Regions from separate parts of the Homo sapiens genome. Here region 2 is linked to region 1. Evidence: chromatin loops called from intact Hi-C (ENCODE). Cell type or tissue: B cell. All regions are shown on one strand. Links, peaks and the distances in the headings refer to the core of each region. The heading gives the core; the rest is flanking DNA.

Evidence for each region. A loop is a pair of places that touch in the nucleus more often than their neighbours do. Peaks named below come from ENCODE experiments on the same cell type or tissue, not always from the same donor. Only the 100,000 strongest peaks of a DNase experiment are listed, where the experiment ranks them.
Region 2: it touches region 1 in a loop (2.6-fold over the local background); 6 of 110 quality-filtered maps call a loop at or near these places.

The regions. Positions count from the first base shown.
Region 1 is chr1:193,474,772-193,483,120 of GRCh38, forward strand. All of the region lies in intron 3 of LOC124904475 (a long non-coding RNA gene), which reads left to right. Among named protein-coding and RNA genes, the nearest start is that of LINC01031, 170 kb to the left of the region's middle. In B cell, for the core only: no CTCF peak of the experiment used is centred there; DNase peaks (open chromatin) are centred at 2,240 and 4,680; H3K4me3 peaks cover 332 bases; H3K27ac peaks cover 447 bases.
Region 2 is chr1:193,414,855-193,423,203 of GRCh38, forward strand. No RefSeq gene overlaps it. Among named protein-coding and RNA genes, the nearest start is that of LINC01031, 110 kb to the left of the region's middle. In B cell, for the core only: no CTCF peak of the experiment used is centred there; DNase peaks (open chromatin) are centred at 2,727 and 3,757; H3K4me3 peaks cover 1,245 bases; H3K27ac peaks cover 326 bases.

The DNA of each region.
Region 1 (8,349 bases), core at 298-8,297:
ACTCATGGTTTTAAATACTATATATAAAAATGGACTGAATGAACCTGGGTCACTATATTAAGGAGGAGCCCACTTTTGAGGTTAATCATCATGAATTTGAAAGGAGACTAGTTGGCAAGATTGACATTTTTTTCCATGGTCATATTCAGCTGTCTCATCATAAATAGGCATTTATTCATTCAAAAAATGTTTGTTCAGTTTCTTCCTTGCATCAGGCATTTTTTTTTTCTTAGAGGAAACAGTAGAGAACAAAATAGACCAAAACCCTTGTCCTTGTGGGGTTTATATTCTGGTAGACATGATCCATTCAGTGGTCCATATTGGCCAGTGGGTAACCCACAAAAATTATTTGAGCTTTAATGTCCTAAACTGCTTATTGGAGAAAATAACATCCATCTTGCAGGTATGCTGTATGTTTAAATGAGAAAATATGTAAAATGCTTAGAATCTTATATGCAGTGGGAATTCAACAAATAGCAGTCTATTTTTAGATCTTAGTTCATATATACATTTTTTTGTTACAGCCTTAGACTTAGTTGTTTCTTAAGACTGACTGGGATTTCAAATGTACTTTAATCCAAGATATTTGTCTCACAACATTAAAAGAGTTCATTCTATTGATAAATATTTAATGAGTTTCTACTTTGTGTGGGGCACACAGTAACACAATGCAGCTTTTTATTCTCTTTCCCTTGCAGGTGAAATGATGAGTTAATATGCTTTGTACCCTAGAGCATGTTAAAAGAACACTATTCTCAACATTTGATGATCCTCTGCCCTGTCATTGGTCTTGAACAGCCAGTTATGTTGAAAGATGGCTTTCTCCATGAACTCCCCAAAGTTTTCACAATTTGTATCTCAGCTTTCAGCTGGCTACAATCCTCCCACCAGAATCTAGGTTCTTAAAATTTAGTTTATCCCTTTCCTCTTTAGAATTTTTAAAAACACACCCATAGACAATTTTACCATGGTTTCAAATTTCTAGTGGTATCTTAAACACTAACCAGTATTTTGTAGCTCTCTGCTTTTAGCCTAATCTTCTCTTCCATCTTTGCTTCTGCTTCCTCAACCTGGCTTCCTTCTGGTGAATAATTCTTCACAGGTTCTCAGTTCCTCAGTTATCTTTTATTCAGTAGGATCCCTCCATTTGTTCCTTGGTTCTTGTGCTTTTCCTTCCTGCCTCTTCTTCCATGCCTCACCAGTGTGGTGTCTCACCCACTGTCTACACTTCCATTCTTTTACCCTTTCTACTGGAGTTGTTTCCCAAGTCCGCTTTCCAGCCAGCTTCCCGTCTACTGCTCTTTCACTGTCTAGCTTATTCTTGCTCATATTTCACATTATATTCTCCCTGTCCTCCTCCCCATCTTTTCTCTTTCCTCCTTCCATCTTCCTGCCTTTCCTCTCTGATGCTCTTTTAACTACTGTTTTTAATCAGGGCTACTTTATTTCAGAGGGTTAGAGAAGTATAATGAGACATGGACAAGAAGGAGCCTCGGGTCTTTATGCTTCAAAGCTTTATTCATTTATTTGTCTTTTTCCTTTGGATGCAAAGATTGTTTCTACTGTTATTTCTCATGGGTGTCAGTATCCAACTTCTATTCCCTTTGCTGTGTGGAAAAAATTTTATCTAAGATTCAAAGACAGTCTTATTGCTAGAGAAAAATGTAATTTCTCCCGAAGATCTTGCTGCATTTTCAATGATTTTTCTGGAATATTCTTTATATACTATATCCCCTTTTACTTTTTTTTTCCTGTCCTGACCCAAACTATAATCTGAATACTGACAACATCCTTAAACTATAGTTCAGGATTTTTCCATATTTATTAACTTTCAAGTTTGAAAACAGTATGAACAGGTTTGGACCTAATTGCTTCTGTGTGTTAGTCTTTAGGCTTTGTATTAGACTACATAATCCATGAGGCTAATGTCTCAGACATTTTGCTTTTTGTGATGTTATTTCATGTTGAATTTATAATTTATAGATGGCAGTGTAAGCTTTTTACATAGAATATGGGGTTAAGGTGTGATAGGGTTTGGCTGTGTCCCCACTCAATTATCATCTTGAATTGTAGCTCCCATAATTCCCACGTGTTGTGGGAGGGACGTGGTGGGAGATAACTGAATCATGGGGGCGGTTTTCCCCATACTGTTCTCATGGTAGTGAATAAGTCTCACGAGACCTGATGGTTTTGTAGGGGGGAATCCCTTTCACTTGGTTCTCATTTCTCTTTTGTCTGCTGCCATGTAACACATGACTTTTGCCTTCCACCATGATTGTGAGGCCTCCCTAGCCACACTGAACTGTGAGTCTGTTGAACCACTTTTTCATTATAAATTACCCAGTCTCGGTATGTCTTTATCAGCAGCGTGAAAATAGACTAATACAGGGTGGAAGCCCAGAAGGAGCTAAACTAGTTATTTTTTCTCTTGCTTTCTGCTTCTTTACTGTCTGAGATCTGGTTCCACTTTTTTCTTCCAGGAGATAAAGAAAAAAAATAAAAAGAAAAGGAAGAAAGAGGGGAAGTAGAAAGATGATGGGCAGGCAGCTGTAGGAGTTTTTCAAGTGCTCAAATGAAGGGAATAAATGGAAAGATTATCAATAGCTATTCCAAATTTTTCTTTCCAATGGGCTACCTCAATCCCTTAGAGGTTTTAGTGCTGACCACTTGTCTTTTAAGGGTTTGTTGGCCCCCAGACCTGCTTCTTTCATGGGGCCAACATGAATTGGTTTCTATTCAACTGAGATTAGAGACTAAAATTTAGAGCTTTATTTACAAGCTACATAGATGAAAAATAGACTTTAAAATGTGTGGTTGTCTAATCATTTAGTCAGATAGCTAATTGGAAACAGCTGTGATAGCTCCAAGGCAGATGTATACCTTCCTTATAAAAGTCAGGTGAGACCTACATGATAGGGTACCTGAAAGGTAGGTTTACAATACAGAAGAGGGAAGGGCTGTGTGCAAACATATTTTTTGTAAGAATTGTATCAATTTATGAGAGATGACAGGAGATTGATTTTTTAAGAGGTAAATTTCAGCTGCAGAATTTAAATCTGAAACTTTGACTATCCAGTAACAGACTGAGCCAGCATTTAACAAAGCAATGAAGCAGGGAGGATCTTAAAGTCTTTAGCTTTAGTTTGGGATGGGGGTTGGTACACTTTTTCTGTAAATGGCCAGATAGTAAATATTTTAGGCTTTTCAGTACACATGGTCTATGTAGTAACTACTTGTGTAAAATGAATATTAGTACACATATGCCTTGGGATGCAGGAAATTTCAGATGATATCGTTAGCATTTTGGTGGGAGCAAATAAAGGTAAAGGCAAAGTGCTTGGTTTACAAACTTGAAAAGCTTCCTTAGGGTATTCCTTTATACAACTTAAATGTGTTGGAAACCATGTAAATGAACAGGATGCTCTCTTCAAATTTAGGACTTCCTTGGAAAAGCCATATGGAATAGTGTGTTTCAAAAAACTGACTTGTTTTTTTTCTCTTGCCCATTAGAATATCCCACTGTAATATGCTGCATTACTTTAATAAGGGTCAAATCAGAAGTCGATTGTATTCTTGTTTCATTTTTGCACAGAACAATTTTGGATAGTAGGATTAATTCTGGTTTTCTGTGGTGTTTGGCTGTTTACTGGGGGAATTTGTTGATAATGTTTTAAAAGTATACGTTAGTGTTTAACTCTCATTCATACCAGTGATGTGTTTGGAAATAATAATGTGATTCACTTACTGTTACCCTTAGAATTCTAATCAAACTTATTTTAATACCATATGGAGAGTCATGGGTTGCAGATTGTAATATAATCAAGGGAAAACAAGATTTTTAATAATCCAATTGCATTTGTCAACGGCTCAACTTATTGGTGCAGAACAGTGCACAGGACTGTAATAAGTGGTACTATTTGGTAAGGGGAAGAAGAAGCTAAAAGCAATGTTTCCTATGACATATCAAAAGGTATTTTTAAACATTATATCTATGACTACTTATCTATATAAATTCTTACTCTATGTAATATTTTACTGGAAAGAAAGTTAATGTGGTATAATAAAGTTTAGTATTTAATAAAGTAATGTAATTAAAGTAATATAATAAAATTTAGTATTTGTTAAAGTAGTTATCTTAATGGAAACCACTTATAGAAAATAACTATAGTAGGCATTTTGATCCCAATGTTATAAAGTGACTTATCCAAAATATGTAAGATTGCATTAAACTTTTGTAAGTGGTCCCCAAAATTTCAAGAAACAAATGTGTGAATTGAAGAGAAGTCACTGTATTTTTCTGGGGAAAACTTATATAATTCTTAGAAATGTCAATTTGACTGTATTGACAAAGCTTGCTTCTTTCCTCACATAGTTTATCTTATTGTGGAGCCTGTCAACTAGGAAGAGGTGAAGACTAGACTGCAATGCAGTAAGATAAGGCATTTCTTGGGGTCTTAGGAATTGCAATTTGAGGGACAGACTGAGCTAGAAACTAAACTGTGTTCTGAAGAGAGGTAGGATGGTACAGATTTGTAAAAGGATGCTGAAGGTAATCACAAGTTGTTTTGAAAGATATCACTGGTGACAGTGGTTGGTTTAGTACATGAGTCCACAGTTCATTGGTTGTCACTGTTTAGGAGTTGCAGCATTGGTGAAATTCGGCTGTTTTCCAGGATGTTGTGGTCATGGCGGTGTGACCCAGTTCAAATGTTAAAGACAAGTTCCTGTTTTGCAAGGTTTCAGGTCACGCAGGTAGTTCTTAGAATGGCTTCCTGACTGCATTTCAAGGCTCTAAACCACTTTGTATATCACATTTCACAAGCCTAATGATAACCTGAAAAAGAGAACCAGGTCTCTTTTTCTTAGCATAATAAAGACCAAGGGAGATCAATATTTATTAAATCATAAGCTCCAAGATATTATACTACACAGCACTACATAAGGGAAAAATGATGAATCAAGCATAATGGTTGTCGTAAAATAGGTACAAAAGGAAATAACAATATATGTTAAATAATGTAATTTACAGCTAAAGGCACAAGAGAAGAAATGTCTTTGGGCAATTGTAAATTATAATTAATAGTCAATTAAATTCTTCAGATAATTTCCTATTTAATTCTTGTGGATGGGCCACTCAGATTTGCAGCCCTAGTTGTGAGAACCTTCCTAAATCTTTGCCCCATTTGAGGTATGAGAAGGTAAGATTAGTATTTTCCCATTTATGGAGTTAACTAAATAATCACATAGAAACAGAATAGAATGGTGTTTAGCAATGGCTGGGGAAAGGAGGAAATCGGGAGTTGTTCAATAGATATAAATTTTTAGTTATACCAGATGAATAAGTTCTAGAGATGTGCTGTATATCACAGTGCCTATAGTTAACAATATTGTTCACTTAAAATTTTTAAGAGGGTTGATCTCATGTTATTTTTAGCACAAAAACCCTCCAAACAAAAACAACAAAAAACAAGGGCATTTAGAAATGTTTGGAAGTGATGAATGTTTATTATCTTGATTGTGGTGATGGTTTCATGGGTGGGTACATATGTGAAGTTGTATCAAGTTGTATACATTAAGCAGGTGCAATATTTTGTACATCAACGACAAAATATATTCATTCTTGCCATAGGCTGCAAGGAGTGGGGGAGATAGGAGATGGAAGAGATTGCTAATGGGTACAGGGTTTCTTTTTTGCATGATGAAAATGGTCTAAAATTGATTGTGGTGATGGTTGTCCAACTCTGTAAATATACTAAAAACCATTTAACTGTATACCTTAAATGAGTGAATTTTATGGGATGTAAATTGTTAATAAAGCCATTTAAAAAAGTAGATTTCTGTGTATTCTGCTGTGTGGCTGAATGAAGCTTCTGTTCTTTGTGATAGATGACAAAAGCCAGCCATAAAGACTGGTTTCAATCATTTAGAATTTTCATGTTATTGTTTTGATATCTAGGAATTGTGGGGGAAATCTGCTATCTTTGCCTGTTTGGTAGCAGGACCTGATTTCTCTCTGGAAGATTATAACCTTGCTGGGTCTTGGTCCATGTGGTTTGGATAGCACAGGGCCACCTCCAACTCCTGGCCTGGCTAAATCAGAGTCCTCCGTGGATATTTACTGAATGTGTCAGGAAAAGGTGTCCTCCCTCTACTGAGGCTGCTGAACTGGTAATCTGTGGAGCTTGAAGTTGTCATTAACATCTTTCTCACCTTGTTGGGAAAGCCCAGTTGAAGTATAATAAGCACATAGAAGAGGGGAGAGATAAGCTGTCTCTGTGGCATATGGAGCCCCTTGATCTACCACTCCTGGGCTTACTAAATACAGAAGTCATACATTATTTTTTAAAGAAATAATCTGGTCCTCAGGCAAAGGGTTTCCATCACTTGTAATTTATTTCCTCATCTTAGAGCTCTTTCTTTAAAAATTTAAGGTAGAAATTCTCGTAATCTGAGTTTTTATTTGATGCTCTATAGGAAATAGTAATGATCTTAAATGCTAGATCTCAAGTCTCAGTTCAATCTGAAACTTTAGTTAACATGTCTAGTATGTTCAACTTTTTAAAAGTTTATATATGGAGTAATTGTGAATCTGTGTCTCATACTTCCTACTCAGAAATGTCAGTTTTGTTCACAATACCACACATTATAATGCAATCCAAACTGTGTTATTCTGGTTGATTAAAAACAAACTTAAGCACATTAAAATTTTGAAGCACTTATTTGAGCATTCAGTGACTCCTGAATTGGGGTGGCATCAATCTGCAAGCAGCTCTGTTGGGAGGGGTAAAATGGGCAACTTTTATACAGTATTCTCCCTTTATTCACGGGGAATAAATTCCGAGACACCCAATGGATGTCTGAAACCAAGGGTAGTAACAAACCTTATGATATACACCATGTTTTTTAATGGATACATACTTATAATGTTTAATAAATTAGTCACAGTAAGAGATTAATAACTAAAATAGAACAATCATGACCATATACTATTAAACCAGTTTTATAAATATGGTCTCTCTCAAAATATTAATATTTTCAGACCACAGTTCACTGAAGGTAACAAACCACGAAAAGCAAAACTGGATAAGAGGGGGCTACTGTAAAGAGGTTGCAGAAGCAAGGCAAAGAACAGTGTTGATTGGTTAGAGTGGAAAGTTCCTGGTTAGAGGTTAGTTGATTTCTGACTCGTACAATTTCTTTAATTTGCTGTTTACCTTGGGCTTTGTTTTGTTCACATAGGAATTTAAAGTGCTAGAGCCACCCGGGTCTAATGGCTACCCAGTTAGAATTTTTTTAAACATGGTCAAAGGCATGTGAAGCTTATTCTGATAAGTTTATAATTCTAGTCATACATTTAAAATAACTTCTCTCTCACACCTCATTATATACAAAGTATTGGGAAAAATATATGTATTTTAAGCTCTTAGCCTATTCCTATATTGTCTTATACTGCTACTAACACAGGCATGCTGACCCTCTGAAGGGATGTTTAATCAATCTAATGAAATTTTGCTTGAAAGGGACAATTTTTTAAGAAAATGCTTTAATGTCAAACACAAGAGTCGGGTATCTTAATATGTATCAGCAATTGAACATTTTCTTTAGTAATACAAAGGAAAATAGAATGACTTTAAAATCTCTTTGTCCTTTGAACACTGAATTTAGGTTTGACCAAATGTTGTGTTTGTACCATTGATTTATCTTTGAATTTTCTCACTATGAATAAGAATTGTGACCTCGGAAATGCAAGTCTGCCATCCAGGCAGGTAGTAAGATAGAGCAGCAAGCCATCCTGGTAGAGGGAGAAGGGCAGAGGACTTGAGGGTCAGGCATTTGATTTATCTCTAAGTGTAATTACCTGACTCCAGTTTATGGTGAGGAGAGGAGGGGGTAAAAGGAAACAAAGGGTGAAGGAAACGATGGAAGTAGTAATGCTCAGCGAACAGTTGACTATGCCACCTGAAGTGCTTATGAACCCGTTTTGGCTTTGGAAACTTTCTTCAGACATGGATGCTCACCTGTAAGTCTCTCTGTGTGAAAGAGATGAAACATTGTGTGGTGGGGGTGGGGGTTCTAAATCCCTGTTCTAACAAGGTCACCTCTGAAAGCTCCTTGGAGTTGGAGCAGCTTTCCGTTTGTCTTCTGGTGGGAGGGAGGACTTGTAGGGAGAGACATGTACAAGCACTCACTCCTTTTGCCATGGAGGTGGGTACAATGTGTTTAATGTGTTCTAAGGGCTTCTTGCCTGTTTAGATCATGAACTACAAATTAGTTGAGAATGAACCGAGTACATTAAATATACATAATTATAACCTAGAATTATAAACTTATTAGAATAAGCTTCATATG
Region 2 (8,349 bases), core at 314-8,313, 60 kb before region 1:
AGTATGTGAGAGTTCATGTCACTCTACGTTCTCACCAACATTTGGTATCTTGGTTTTAACTTTGGCCATCCTGGTACATGCGTAATGGAATCTTATTATGAATTTAATTGGTATTTAGAAAAAGTTATGATTTATTTAAATTAGCCTGCTACCTGTGTTGTAAACCAGATTGTAACTTTTGAGGGCAGATATTTCTCAAAGAAGACAAGAGCAGTTGAATAAATACAATTTCTCAATTGAAACTCATGTTGTGGGGAAAATACTTGTATTCTATAGAAGGTTAGCAATGTTCTTAAAGCTTAGTGTTCTTTCATTTAGAGACATTTGAAACATTATTGAAAATTTCTTACTACTTTCTTCTCTTAGAAACTTCTGGATTAATTTTGATATCAAATGAAATTTAACGATGTCCATAAATAGAAAATGACATTGTGTGATGTCAACATAAAAGATGAACTTCCTGTTGACTTCTACTTATGTGGTCCAATGGGATGACAGATGGCAAGAGCAACGGCCAACTACTAGCTTTAACACCACATTAACTTCTTCATGGGTTATTATTTTTTTTGAGGGGAGGGGGACTTTTCAGCCTGTATTACTGCTGCAAGCAGCCTTATAACTGGTGATTTGTGGTGATTGCTCCAGCTGCTCTAGCTTTATCTAAGTTATACGTTCTTCCACACCAGGAAACTGACTGATGGCAGCAGAGCTTAAAATAACTCAGGGCATTTGGATTTGAAAAGTTAAAAGCTCTTTTATACTAATACAGCATTTGCTACTATATTTGAAAGTGATCTATCTACTCAGTTGGACAAGGCACAGTAATGTGCTTTATGTTATGTCTCCTATTATTTCTTTCTTAATTGAGTAGTGGAAAATAAATGAAGGGATATATGAATATAGAAACACATTTCTAGTGCAGAGACACATTCTGTGAAGCACTGGGGATATTATTCAAGAAATAATTTGAATGCCACACATAAAAAGTGGAAGTAGCATGGGTGAAAAAGCATATAATGAGACCCTAATAATATCATTAAATGATACTAGGAAGAATGTACAGAAAACTTATGCAATGATTTTGGATCTTGCCACTTTTTTGGCCACCTAAAGGTGGCCAAAACATTTATCTTTCATCTTAAAATATTTTGCTTGTCACATTATGTTCCATAAGTAAAATTATAGGACTATGCTGTTAAAAGGCCTCTGTATTGAATTGGCAGTACAATCTTTGTAAACACTTGTGGATTTAGGAAAATAACTTTTACGTGGAATTCACGGATATTTTCAAGCAGATAAGATGTGTTGATGATTTAAATCTAGAAAGAGTTTCAATAGGTAAAGATTAGATGAGTTAAAGGAGTGGCTCAGGGATTATGGGGTTAGGAGGAGATGAGGATGGTAGAGGACAGTGTTTCCAAACCTTCCACCGGTAAATCCACACCTTGACCTGTGTTCACGCAATCTCTTTTTCTATCTTGTGCTTTCCCTTATATCTAATCTTTCCCTTGTGCTCTGGACCCCATTCCTGCTTTCCATTATCCTTTGCCTCTCCCCTGGACCACTGCAATCCTATCAGAACAAACACACACATGCTGTGATCTTTGTCTTTGGCAAAAACAAAACCCAAACTTCCTGGGTCCCTATATTCCTATCAGCCATCTCTCCATCCTCAGCTCCCACTTCACAGCTTTAAGAGAGACAAAGATGTGAATCTCTCTTCCGTTACTGCCTTTCTCTCCTACTAACACCAGTGAGATTCCAGACATTATTATTTCACTGAATCTGCTGTAATTCACATTACCCATTACATCGAAGTTGCCAAGTCCACCGATTTCTGTCCTCATTTTTCTCCACTGTCTCTTAACAGCGCAGCTTAGAAGGCTCTCATGGCCTGAGCCCCACACTTTCTCTCATCCTTTGCCCCTCTCCTCTTTGCACACCATGTTTCAGTCACACTTGTCTTTTCTTAGGTCTTTGAAAACATCTCTACCAATCCCCTGCTGTTTTCTTGGCAGGAGAGAGCTTCTCTCTACTATTTGCATGGATAGTTTCTCATTGTTAGGTCGCAGATTTAATATCCTTTTAGAGATGTTTCCCCTAACTACTTTATTTAAACTCACCCCTCAGTTCTTCTGTATCTTAGCCCCCCCTTTTTTTTCTATTTGCCATTTACAATTTACTTCATATTGTTGTATATTTATGGTTATGTGTTTACATCTTTCCCCCATTTCCTTTACTAGAGTATAAACCCCATAAGCTATATTATGCCCTGTTCATTCTGGTAGCTTTGTTATCTAGAACTGTGCTAGATATTATCTATGAACGAATAAAAATAGGACCAAATTGATTATAGTCTATGTTAATATTACCATGGTTTCATTCCAATAAATAGGTCTTGTTTTGAATTCAAACAGTTAAATGAAAGATTCTCAAGCATTTTCTAAAGAGTTTCATTTTCCTTATATATGATACTGCTATAAATAAATTGCCTTTTCATTGAGTTTTTCATCCAAAAATTTTAGGTAGCATTTAAAAAGCTTTGGATCTCATAATAACACCTCACTTAACTGAATCTGCATGCTTGTATTCAGTCTAAATTAAGAAAAGGTATGAAGCCTGATGCACTGTGAAAGATGCTGAAATCCCCCACACTTTCAAGTTACTCCTCCCCTGTCTGTGATGCTGAAGTTCTGCCTTGCTCTAAATCTTCTTCTTCTTCCTCTTTCTTTCTTTCTTTTTTTTTTTTGAGACAAGTTCTTGCTCTGTTGCCAGTCTGGAGTGCAGTGGCATGATCATGACTCACTGCAGGCTCGACCTCCAGGGCTCAAGTGATTCTCTCACCTCAGCCTCTCAAGTAGCTGGGACTACAGGGATGCTCCACCATGCCTGGCTGATTTTTGTATTTTTTGTAAAGATGGGGTTTTGCCATGTTGCCCAGGCTGGTCTTGAACTCCTGAACTCAAGCAATCCACCCGCCCTGGCCTCCTAAAACGTTGGGATTATAGGCATGAGCCACGACACCTGGCCCTAAATCTTTTTAACGTCCACTTTCTGATGTAGTTGCAGCCAGAAATACACATTAATTGAATGCTTGTGACAGGGATCACTTCAGATAATATTTTGTTTATGTAATTAGCTTCCCTTAATTAAGGGTCAAACCTGAGGGACTTCTTCAACCATTGCTATCCAAACTTTGCATTAAATGCTTTTAGTTTTACTCACGGTAATTCTATTCCAGGACAGATAAATCCCACCAGGACATTCTGACCTGGTTCTGTCCCCTGTACACACAAACAGATAAACTCAACTTCAGCTCCAAGGTCCTCGTTTTTGACTTGTTCATCTTTTCCAAGGCTGAATTGCAGAGACATTGCTTCTATCTCGTTTTCATTTTATTTTCCCTTCTTAACTTCCAACTTTTTCTTTTTCTGATGCTGACATGGAAGCATTAGCTTGAAAAAGCTGTTGATAACTCCCTATATGTCTGGGAAGAGAAGCAGGATCTGACTGGGACATGTAGCTTTTACATTTCTCCTCTCCTTTAGCACAGAAATTCTTGCAAAACTTTCTTGTCATTTAGAAATTTTAGTAGGTATAGGGGCTTAAAGGAAAGGAAATAGAGAAAAGCTGTTCTTCATTAACAGGAGAAGACCTCGGGCTGCTGAATAAAGGAGAGCAGGTTGGGAGACAGGCAAGTGAGAGACAGGAGTTTGAGAGCAGTGAATTAGCAGAAGACTTGGAACTGAAAGAAAGGGAAAGTGAAAGTGCTGGAAATAAAGTTATGTGTGGGGTAAGTGATGAACACATCATATACTCATACTTTTCTTTACCTTGGTTTCACTCCTATCAGACAAATGCCTAGGACTGTGTGAATCTTGTCCAAATTCATCAGAGAATTTTTTTATTCTATGGGGAGGAAAAATGTATGGTTTCATGAAATACTTCTTGCCTTCCTGTCTTTTCCCCTTTCAATTCATTCTGCACCACGTATGGTTAGCGAACTGATTTCCTAAAACAGTCTTTCATTATGTCACTTTAAAATGGAAGAATCTGTAATGGTTCCTTATTGCCTATTGTATAAAGTATAAACATCTCATTTTATATTTTAACCACATTCAGCATTATTTCCTACTGTTTTTCCACGCATACCTTTTGCTATCTCCCCTAACTCTACACTTTTTCTTGGCTTTGCATTTTTAAATTCATTTCTATGAAACACATATATCTTTGATACCAACAGTTAGATTAGCGCTACCTGACTACAGATGATACAAACAAATACGACTAAAGTAGCAATCTTTATGTAGTTATTTTGCCTGGAAAGCCTTTTTTTCTTATTATCATAATAACATAAATTTGTGTAGTGTTCACATTTTCCAGTCCTTTATCGTGCATGGTCCATATCAGTACTTCTCAAAGTTGGATATGAGCAAGAATCATTAGTAAAGCCTGAGAGAGATTCCTGTGCCCCACTCCCAGAGATTCTGAGTCAACACATGTGGGTTGAGACCCTAGATTTTCCATTTCTAACAAATTCCCAGGTGCTTTCCCACACTTTCTATTTTCCTATGATGCTGATGGTTCAGGGACCATACTTTGAGTAGCTCTAGTCTATCCAATAACCCTAAGGAGTAGGCTGTATCATCTTCAAGATAGAAATGGGGAGAATGACACTCGGAGGAGCACAATTGACTAATCAATGGTCCTGTGACTTGTGAATTATAGCACTAGAACTCATGTTCTCTGAGCTGTGATCAAGTGTCATTAGTATCTCATCCTACTGCCTGTGTACAGTCTAAGGCATCATACATATTTATGACAGCTTTGAATGCTTAGCTCAATTCTTACTTCAGTCTGGCAAAAAAAAAGTGAGGATTTTTGCTTGTAATGATTTATGATACTTAGTATATACATTAGTAGTTCTCGAAGTTCAGTCCGTGTATTCTATGGGTCTCTTAGATCCTTTCTGAGTGTTTTAGAGTTTAAAGCTATTTTCATAATAATGCTAACAACATTGTTTACCTTTTTCACTGAGCTGACATTTGCAGTCAGGGTGAAAAAACAAGGGTGGGTAAAACTACTGGCACCTTAGCGTGAATCAAGGCAGTGGCACCAAACTAAACTAGAAGTCATTGTATTTCTTCACCATACATTTACAGTTAAAAAAAATGCCAGGGACGCTGAAAAGTATCTTTAGGAAGCAGTAAAGATTATTAGTTTTATTAGATCTCAACCTTTGTGTGTATGTCATTTTAACTTTCTGTATAACAAAATGGGAGGTAGGAAGAAAGTCCTTTGGTTTCATAGTGTGACGTGTGATGGCTGTTTTGAAGAAAAGCGCTTATGTATGTCTGAATTGCAAGCTAAACTAGCTGCTTTTTTCATGGCATGTCATTTTCACTTGAAGGGACAACTGACAGGTAAACTAGGGTTATCCTAATTTATTTGGCAGACATTTTCATAAAAATAAATGAAGCGAGCAGGTCATTTTAAAAAAGGAACTGATATTTTTTTGTTGTTGTCAATAAAAATATTTGAGCTTCCACACAAAAATTAGAAATTTGGAAAACTAGTATTTATCACCATAAGGTAGTCAGTTTCCCAGTACCTAAAGACTTTTCCAGTGAGACAGGTGGTGGTATTAACGAATGTGATTTTTTGACAATGTGATGAAATGGATCAACATTTGGAAGGCCTAAATAGTTCAGTGAACAGATACCTTTCATGTGATCAATGCATGGTTAACAAAAAGGTCTGTTTAAAGTGCCAAATGGACTAATGATTTTTAATGTAATAGAATACAAAAAGTTCATGGATGTGGTTTTCAATGTCACATTATGGTGTATTATCAAAGAAGAATAAACACAATTACCTGAAAAGGCTATTAAAATACCCTTTCCTTTTCTAACAACATATCTGTGTGAGGCCATGTTTCTTTTTTTCATAGATTTTAACCAATCAACATATTACAACAAACTGAATATAGAAGCAGATATAACGAATAAACTGTTTATGATTAAGCTGGAAGGTAAAGAGTATTGTAAAAGTGCTTGTCAATGCCGCTCTTCTCACTCAAGTATTTTGCTTTGGAAAATGTGGTTATTTTTTGAAAACAGATATTACTTATGACATCATACAATGGGTTTACATTGTTATTTTAAAGTGAATCAATAAACAAAATATTTTTAAAAGTCTCCATTTTATTTTCTAACATGGCAAATGCCAATAAATAAAACCTATAGAAATTTAGGGGTATAAAGGAACTCTTAGACTGAAAAATTTGAGAATTGTTGGCTGACTTTATGAATTTTGGTAATTGATTACATTCAGTATGTTAGTAGCATGGAAATAGAAATGGCCTAAAGTTAAAAATAACAACAACAACAACCACTTTGATTTTGGCTTTGTGAAAATTAAAAGCAATTCTCAGTTACAATGCTGTAACCAAGTGTCTGGAATAAAGAATCCTACTATGTAAGATACTTCTAAGCATTTTTAAGTTTGTGTTTTTAATATAATAATGCATATACATGAGTTTAAAAATAAAATTACATTTTAAGAGTCCTAGCCTAATCTTCACTACCTCTATTTTGTTTCTTCATGGGCAATTCTATTTAATTCTATTAGCTTTTTCTAATACTTACCCCCTTAATCTAGCACCCCTTCTGTGCTCTTCCAGAATCAGACAACCTCACTTGTCTCTAAAGAGTGTGGCTACTTGTTCTGTCACCTCCCCCGTGACCAGCCCTGCATAGGCTCTAACTAACCTCACTGAGCCATGACCGAACAACCTCTCACTTCCAGCCTGCCTCCTATGCCTCTTGCCTCATATCCAGGGCGTCCCTATTGACACTGAAGCAACACCTTGCTCACTTGATGACTGTGTTTGTTTATTTTTATTTTATTTTATTCATTTACTTTTTCAGATGGAATCTCACTCTGTCACACAGGCTGGAATGCTATAGCATGATCTGAGCTCACTGCAACCTCAGCCTCTCGGGTTCAAGTGATTCTCCTGCCTCAGCCTCCTGAGTAGCTGGGATTGCAGGCATGTGCCACCACGCCTGGCTAATTTTTGTATTTTTAGTAGAGACAGGGTTTCACCATGTTGGCCATGCTGGTCTTGAACTCCTGACCTTGTGATCCACCCACCTCGGCCTCCCAAAGTGCTGGATTACAGGCATGAACCACTGCACTCGGCCTGTGTTTGTTTAATTCACACATGTGAAGTGAACCTTTGACCAGTAATTTATAGAAGCTGATGGTTAAGTCTTCTGCCCTCATCCCTAGCACAGTGGACAGTCTCAAGTGATTTCATTTACAGAGACTCTCACAATTGTGACAATGAGCCATCAGTTGTGCTTGCTATCAAGAGTAGCCGAGTTATAATTTGGCAACCACCTTTGATTGGGACTCACCTTTTACTTGTCTCATTCCCCCTTTCCGTTATTTCTCCTAATAAATTAGCAGCTCATCAGCCTTTGCCACAGGCTCTGCTTTTTGGGGAACCCAGGTTAAGACTCTCCATATTTCTAAACAAATTAAAAATCGTATCTTTACATTTTTCAATTTAAGCATTATCAATTGACTTTTTTCATGAAAAATGAGGATTTAGTGTTCTTATATTTCCTTACCCCACTCCCAATACATTTGCCATTTGCTGTCCCCTCTATAAATTCTGTTATAATTTTTGGTTAAATGAATATTCAGTGTTTATGTCATTATAACTGCCTTAATATGGTTTGCAGATGAGTCACATAGTGTATTAGGATACATTTCTTTACCCTTTAATTACTTAATTTTTATGTACCAATCACTAATTAAACCCCATACTCACTGACAGAACATTAAAACATCTCTCAATGTAGTCATACATCCAAGAAATCTATGAGTTCAATGTGTGTGTGTGTGTGTGTGTGTGTGTGTGTGTGTATGTGTGCACATGCGTGCATGCAGGCTTATCCTTTCTGAAAACTTTCATCTTTTTTCCCCGGTCAGAACTTGCTTTCTAGGTTTGCTGCCCAGCTGTCATTCTGGAGTACGTCTTTATCATCATCAGTTCATTTTACTCTTGTTTTTGGATCCTCTGTTTTGGAGTTTTTTTCTTCCTTTTCTTGGATTTCTCTTTTGCTTTTGTAGAGCACATCTTCCAAGAACCTTCTGAGAAAGTATTTGGAAGGCAAATCTTTTGAGACTGCACAAGTCTGTAAAGTCCATGTATATGTATATGTTGATGCTTTGAGATATAAACTTCTATTGCGTTTGTGCCACGTTGTTGGGCTTTTTTTTTCTTCTTTGAACTATGGTGTAATTTACTTTGACACAGTATGGAGCTATTCATGTATT